Linked DNA regions of Homo sapiens: region 2 is linked to region 1. The links are chromatin contacts, found by Hi-C or POLR2A ChIA-PET in ENCODE. All regions are on one chromosome and are shown on one strand. Each heading gives the region's core, a stretch centred on a gene start or an enhancer-like site at or near the end of the contact. The rest is flanking DNA. Distances are from core to core; before and after follow the strand shown. Region 1 holds the start of CCNQ (cyclin Q). Region 2 holds the start of EMD (emerin).

Evidence for each region. A loop is a pair of places that touch in the nucleus more often than their neighbours do. ChIA-PET counts read pairs that join two places held with the same protein, here RNA polymerase II (POLR2A). Pooled maps may share reads with other maps.
Region 2: a map of PC-9 shows a loop between it and region 1 (18-fold over the local background). The contact joins the promoter of EMD here to the promoter of CCNQ in region 1. A Hi-C loop is called at or near these places in 1 of 168 maps with a recorded cell type or tissue (PC-9), 2 of 37 single-sample maps with no recorded cell type and 8 of 50 pooled maps. POLR2A ChIA-PET finds 5 or more read pairs at or near these places in 1 of 52 experiments (PC-9).

Annotation. Positions count from the first base shown.
Region 1 is chrX:153,597,011-153,600,536 of GRCh38, forward strand. CCNQ (cyclin Q) reads right to left here and starts at 2,129. Exons shown (of 5, transcript NM_152274.5): 1 at 1,952-2,129. The coding sequence starts at 2,063. LOC105373383 (a long non-coding RNA gene) reads left to right here and starts at 2,330. Exons shown (of 1, transcript NR_131982.1): 1 at 2,330-2,883. RefSeq lists silencers at 1,840-2,199, 2,210-2,259, 2,360-2,499.
Region 2 is chrX:154,376,917-154,380,555 of GRCh38, forward strand. It overlaps EMD (emerin), which reads left to right and starts at 2,379. Exons shown (of 6, transcript NM_000117.3): 1 at 2,379-2,650; 2 at 2,774-2,878; 3 at 3,026-3,103; 4 at 3,318-3,451. The coding sequence starts at 2,569. RefSeq lists silencers at 1,470-1,599, 1,620-2,039, 2,050-2,349 and an enhancer at 2,757-3,336.

The DNA of each region.
Region 1 (3,526 bases), core at 879-3,378:
ACACCAGAGCAGGATTCAGTGGATTCTACTTAGGGGTTAAAGCCCATCCCCAGCCCATCCCTGAATGGCTCCTAAGAAAATCACTGCCCTGGTGCACAGAACCAAAACAAATTCACAACCACCAGGGTTCACAAGACAAGGTTAAATGACATCCACTAGGCCAAAACAGAAAGGCGAAGAACAACCGACAATCAACCATGAAATGACAGTCAGCATCCTCTGCCTAAGAAGGTAGATCAGTTCCCTAGGGCTACTGCAACAAATCACCACAAATTCAGCCACTTAAACAACACACATTTATACTCCTCCGATCCTGGAAGTCAGAAGTCCAAAACTAGCCTAGAAAGCTAAGATCAACGTCTAAGCAGGGCTGGCTCCTTCTGGAGGCTCCATGGGAGAATGTTTCCTTGCCTTTTCCAGCTTCTAGAGGAGGGCTGCATTCCTTGGTTGCTGGCCCCTTCCTCCATCTTCAAAGCTTCTAACTCTGCTTCTGTCCTCACGTGGCCTTCTCTGACGGTGACTCCTCCTGCCTTTGCCTTATAAGGATGGGTGTGGTTACACCCAGATAATCTAGGATGATCTCCCATCTTAAGGTCTCTAATCACATCTTCAAAATCTCTTTTGCTATATAAGATGACATTCACAGGTTCCAGGGATTAGGATAGGGACATCTTTGGGAAATCAATATTTAGCCTCCTACAAAGGACAAAGGATTGTGTAATACATTTTATAAAGAAGTCCCTCAGAAGGTCTAAACTTGTTATATAAAGACAATTCCTACCTGGGACCCCTCATTCCAGGAGATGCCAGATAAGGTGCTGTTACTGACATGACCTTCCAAGCTTTGTTTTACAGAGCAAACCCCAATTTACACGGACCCTCCGAGCAGACGGTAGCAGATGAGGTGTCACTGCCATCCTTCCCTAATAATAACTTTGCAACTCTTCTTGCAAATTACAGTAAATTTACATATCACTGGGATGAACAGTCCTGCAGCAGTCCTCAGACTCTCCGCCCACCTTGGGTAGAAAGCACATCTGCCCAACCCTTCTCCCCCAAGCAGTAAAGGTAGGAAATAACTACCCGCCAACTAACAGTATCTCCTATCAAGATACTGTTGATGGGCCGGACGAGGTAGCTCACGCCTGTAATCCCAGCACTTTGGGAGGGCGAGGCAACTGGATCACCTGAGGCCAGGAGTTCAAGACCAGCCTGGCCAACATGGTGAAACCCCGTCTCTACTAAAAATACAAACATTAGCCGGGTACGGTGGCACACACCTGTAATTCCAGCTACTCGGAAGCGTGAGGAAGGATAATTGCTTTAGTCCGGGAGACGGAGGTTGCAGTGAGCCGAGATCACGCCACTGCACTCCAGCCTGGCCAACAGAGCGAGACTCCGTCTCGAAAAAAAAAAAAATACTGTTGATGGCTGGATGGAAACGATGTTTCTACAGAGATCTTAGCTTAATCACCTCGCCTGGGAAGCGCGGAGCCCAACACTACTGTGGATGTCCTGGCAGGGTTCGGAACAGGAGCTGCAAGCAGCCTAGGTCCCCGGAGTGACAGGAACCCTCGGACAGCGTTCTCCAAAAGGCTCCGCGCGACTAAGCGCCATAAAGTCTACCGGAGTGCAGGGCCGCGGGTGCCGGCAGAAGGCGTGGCGCACTGCGCAGAGCTGCGGGCGCCCGGGCCGGTCTCCGCCTCGCTGGAGGCCCAACCCGGCCACGTCCTCTCCTAGGGCCTGCACACCGGTCCACGCCATGGGGATACCTCGCGGCTCACTGCTCAGCACACCGGGCGCGGCGCAAAGGCGGAGGTCCTCAGCCCCGAGCAGGGCTTCCCGGCCTCTGCTACGGTGAGCACTCCAGAAGGCCGGCCTGGCCAGCCGGGCCCGCTCCGCGAAGCGGGCCGCGGCGCCGCCTGTCCTGGCCTCCCCCGGCCGCGGTTACCTGCCTCCATGATGAACCTCGCCACTCGGAAGTGCACCCTGGCTTCGGGCGCCGGCTGCCCCTCCGGGCCCCGCGCTGCAGGCCCCCCTCCGCCGCCCTCCGGGGCTTCCATGAGGCGCCGCGGCACCGGCGGAAGGAGAGGCGGCCCCGGCGCGCAGAAGCCGGCAGAACTGGAGGTGCTCGCGGCGGGCGCTGCCGCCCCACCCGGCCGCGTCCGGCCCCGCCCCGCCCCGCCCCTCGCCGCCCCGCCCCGCCCCTCGCCGCCCCGCCCCGCCCCTCGCCGCCCCGCCGCTCCTCCGCCCCGCCCCGCCCCTCAGGGCCCTCGCCCAAGGGTGAGCGCGCGCTTGCGCCACAGACGCTGCCTGGCCGCGCGCGCAGGCGCAGGCGCAGGCGCAGAGGCCGACACCACGGGGCGGCTGGTATGTGTCCACCGGCCCCTAGGCGCCTCGAGCCCCGCCCCTGGGAGACGCAGGCTCCTCCCCGCGGAGCGAGAGCCCGCGGAGCTGCTCCGAGACCCGCGGGAGGGCACCTCCGGTCACCCGAGCCGCAAATCCCCGCCGTCCGAAGGGGGTGTCGCCCCGGGCTGTCGGCCCAGCGTGGCTTAGGCCAGGTACAACCGGCAGCGCCCGCCAAGCCCTGGGCTAGGGACGCCTGCGGGAGTTCACGGGGAGGCGCCGGTGTCTGAGGTCTGAGAAGACAGCGGCCACCGGAAAAGGTGCTAATGTTTGCAGACCCCGATCCATCGACACCCCAAGGAAATGCTGTGCACAAAATTCCAAGAGGGCCTTTTCGAATAGACGCATGAACGGTGTTTGTGTCTGGATCGTCCAGCCTCCCGGGATCGATTGGGAATCTAGCTTCTGCTTGCCTTTCCAGCGCGACGCACAGTAGGAGCCTAATAAATGTTTGCTGAATGAATGCTGAATATCGAACTCAGGTATTTACCATCTCATTTTTCATTCGCGTCTTCCACAAGCAGGAAATGGTGCATCAGGCTTTAGGGACATAGAACCCCAAAGGTACTCACTCCCAAGTTAGTGACAGTCACTGGAGTCATTCTGATACATTCAGATCATTGCTACAATTTCAGACAGCTGGCAATATGGAGAGGAAAAAGCTACTGCTCCCTAAACCCTTCTGCCCAGGCGCCTTGATCTCCTGATGGTGTGGAAGTCTCCACCTCTTACCCCCACCCCACACACCCAGTCCGGCCTCATTCTCCTTCCTCAGCACTTCCTGCCTCCACCAGCCTCCCCAAGTCCTCTCTCCATCCCAGCTGGGTTAGTTTCCTGGGGCTGCTGTAACAAATGACCACAAATTGGGTTGCTAAAAACAGCAGAAGTATATCCTCTCTCAATTCTGGAGGCCAGACACCTGAAATGGAGGTGACACTAGGGCTTTGCTCCCTCAAAGGCTCTGGCAGAGGATCAGTTCTTCCTTGCTCTTCCAGCTTCTGCAGCCTGAGTTCTTCCTGGGCTTGTGGCCCCATCACTCCAATCTGTGCCTCCGTCTCTACATGGCCTTCTCCCTGTCTTCTCGTCTGTCTCTTATAAGCACACCTGTCACTGGATTAGG
Region 2 (3,639 bases), core at 1,129-3,628, 780 kb after region 1:
TCATAAGGAAACAGCTTGGATCCGTATGGGGAGGGGTGGCATGGGGGAGGATGGAGCAGCACTTAGTACACAGAGGCCTCTGGGAGAGGGGCCAGGATTGCAGAAGGCTTGCAGAGGTGCTGGGGAATCTGATTTTGTCAAAACTAAAAAATCCACAAGGCAGCCTCTGAGCAGCCCAGAGTCCAAACTGCCATCTGTCCCCTCAGCTCTGAAAGATGAGGTGCAAACCCCTGCCCTACCCAAGGCTCTCCTGCTGCACACTGCCAGGCACTGTCTTCATGGACCCACACTTCCTTCCATATTGCTGGGGACACAGTGGGGCCTTGCCAACAGTGATTCCTCTTTGTTAGGATCTTTGCGTGTAGTCAAAACAGGGCCCCATCTCCTCATTACTCCCCCAGGTGTCTACCTCTTCCCACCCCATGGGCAAACCTCCATGGATGACTGGTCTGTGACCCTCACCAGCCAGGCCAGCCATTCTGGACATGACCAGAGCCCTCCCCTCTTCTTCCCTTGTCACCAGCCCTCAACTGTGAAACTACAGATGGCATGTCACCTCTTCATGCTCCCAGTTTGGGGCCTACCCAGTGAGGGGCACACTAGTTGATTCCATACACCCTCAGCTGGCTTTGTTTAGAATGTGAATGTCACAGCCAGGCGCGGTGGCTTATGCCTGTAATCCCAGCACTTTGGGAGGCCGAGCCGGACTGATCACTTGAGGTCAGGAGTTCGAGACCAGCCTGGCCAACATGGTGAAATCCTGTTTCTACTAAAAATACAAATACTAAATACTAAAAATACAAAGCCAGGCATGGTGGCATGTGACTGTACTCCCAGCTACTCGGGAGGCTGAGACAGGAGAATCACTTGAACCCGGGAGGTGGAGGCTACAGAGAGCCAAGATTGCACCACTGCACTCCAGCCTGGGTGACAGAGCGAGACTGTCTCAAAAAAAAAAAAAAAAAAAAAAGAATATGAATGATGAATGTCACCTCCTTTCTCTTCTCCATGAGACAGCCAATATCTGATCAAGGCCCTGGGAATGGGAATCCATAGCTCGCCACCCACGTCTGCCCCCTGCCTAGCCACGCTGCGCTCAGGGACCATTCCGACAGGAGAGGACGCCCCACTTCAGCTCCCCCCAGTGCCCCGGGTGAATGAACGGCATGAAGGGTTAGGCGGGCACACGTCGTCTCTGCACGCATCGCACGGCGCCCTCTGCCCGCGCCCACTGGCGTGCCCGTCGGCATGCCCGGGCCCCTTCGAAGACTGCTTGCTTCTGGAGTGCCAGCGGCCTCCTGGCCCAGTGCCCCATTTCCTCCCGGGTGGAGCGAGGGAGGAGGAAGGGAAGCAGAGGGGTAGGCGGTGGTAAGCAGCAGGCACATGTGCGCGGGCGAGAGCCCCGCAGACTGGGAAGGCGGGCCCATGGCAGGGGGTCTGCGGGGATCGCGTAGGCGCGGGCCTTGCCCTGCAGCCGCTTCCCGGGCGATGCGCACACAAAGCGCCCTCGGCAGCGCCTGGCCCGGGGCCCGCGCTCTCTTAGGGTCCGGGCCCTTCCCGCCGCTGCTGGGGCGGCCGACCGGGATGCGGCCGGGGAACCCTAGGCTCTGGGGCCCTGGGAAGGGGGACGACGGCGGGGAGTAGGGATGTGCAGGGATCGGGCGAAGCCCAAGCGACTTAGGGACCAGAGCCACCCCAAGCGCCGACTTCGCCCGCTCGCACGTCCCGGGTCCCTCGCGCGCAGGCCCCGCCCCTCTCACCCCGCCGCACGCCACAGGGTGACGTCTGGGCTCCCAGCCGCATCGCCCTGACTCCCGCGCGGGCCCCGCCCCCTGCCGCTAGCCAATCTGTGCGTTTGTGACTTTTGGGCCCGCAGCCCCGCCTGCTCCCACAGCGATACCGGTTTGCATTGCCCTGACTCCCGCGCGGGCCCCGCCCCCTACGCCGCTAGCCAATCCATGCATTAGTGGCGTCCGGGCTCGCAGTACCGCTCGCTCCCACCGCGAGACCTTCTGCTCCGCGCCCGCGCGGGCCCCTCCCCCTCCATCGCTAGCCAATCCCCGTTTTGTGACGTATGGGCTCGCGGCCCCGCTCGCTCCCACCGCGAGACCTTTTGCTCCGCGCCCGCGCGGGCCCCGCCCCCTCCATCACTAGCCAATCCCCGTGCTTGTGACATATGGGCTTGCGGCCCCGCCCGCTCCCATCGCGAGACCGGTTCCCACCGCCCTGACTCCCGGGCGGGCCCCGCCCTCTCCGCCGCTAGCCAATCCTCGCGTTGATGACGTTTGGGCTCGCGGCCCCAGCCTCCCAGCTCTCAGGGCACGGCCGGTCTGTGCCGGCTGCTCCCGCGGTTAGGTCCCGCCCCGCGCAGCGCGCGCAGCCTGCGGAGCCAGCGGCCGTGACGCGACAACGATTCGGCTGTGACGCGACAACGATTCGGCTGTGACGCGAGCGCGGCCGCTCCCGATGCGCTCGTGCCGCCCCCGCCGTGCTCCTCGGCAGCCGTTGCTCGGCCGGTTTTGGTAGGCCCGGGCCGCCGCCAGGCCTCCGCCTGAGCCCGCACCCGCCATGGACAACTACGCAGATCTTTCGGATACCGAGCTGACCACCTTGCTGCGCCGGTACAACATCCCGCACGGGCCTGTAGTAGGTACGCGGCGGCGGGCGGGACCCCTTCCGGGCCCCCTCCTCGTGCTCCGCCTCGCGACCTCCCCGCTGCCCTCCCCGCGCGCCTTCCCCGGCCCGCGGCCCTGACCGCCCCGTGTCCGGCCAGGATCAACTCGTAGGCTTTACGAGAAGAAGATCTTCGAGTACGAGACCCAGAGGCGGCGGCTCTCGCCCCCCAGCTCGTCCGCCGCCTCCTCTTATAGCTTCTCTGGTGAGAGCCTCGCCTGTGGGGACAGCCTGGGACGCGGGGAGGATGGGGTCGCGAGGGTGTGGCAGGGGGGCCGGTCGAGAGCGGCACTGGAGAAAGGGGAGGGAAGTCTGGGGGGGCAAACAGTTCTGTCTCCTCCTTTCAATCCAGACTTGAATTCGACTAGAGGGGATGCAGATATGTATGATCTTCCCAAGAAAGAGGACGCTTTACTCTACCAGAGCAAGGGTAAGGCAGGGGTTGGGTGGGCACGCTGGCACCTTCACCCGACTTCGTCAGGGACCCCGCTCACAGGGAGGACCTGAGACCTCAGTCCCAACCACTCCAGCAGCCTTAGGAGGGAGAAACTGTTACAGGTCCCGAAATGGGATTCAGATTAGGGCCATCAGGCCAGGCGGGGCACACCGATGCCCCCTCTGCTACCGCTGCCCCCCTTCCCAAGGCTACAATGACGACTACTATGAAGAGAGCTACTTCACCACCAGGACTTATGGGGAGCCCGAGTCTGCCGGCCCGTCCAGGGCTGTCCGCCAGTCAGTGACTTCATTCCCAGATGCTGACGCTTTCCATCACCAGGTGAGCTGGCTGGCAGGCGTCCTGTACTTGGGTACAACCTAGGGGATCGCGGCTGTGTTTGGATAAATCCAGGGGGGCACTGGGTACAAATGGTGGCTCTTGGGCCTCCGGGGAGACTCTGTGTGACTAGAGCACCCTGGTCTGGGATCTAGGCTCAGACTCTTCCTGAGAGTCCTGGGGGCAAAAGG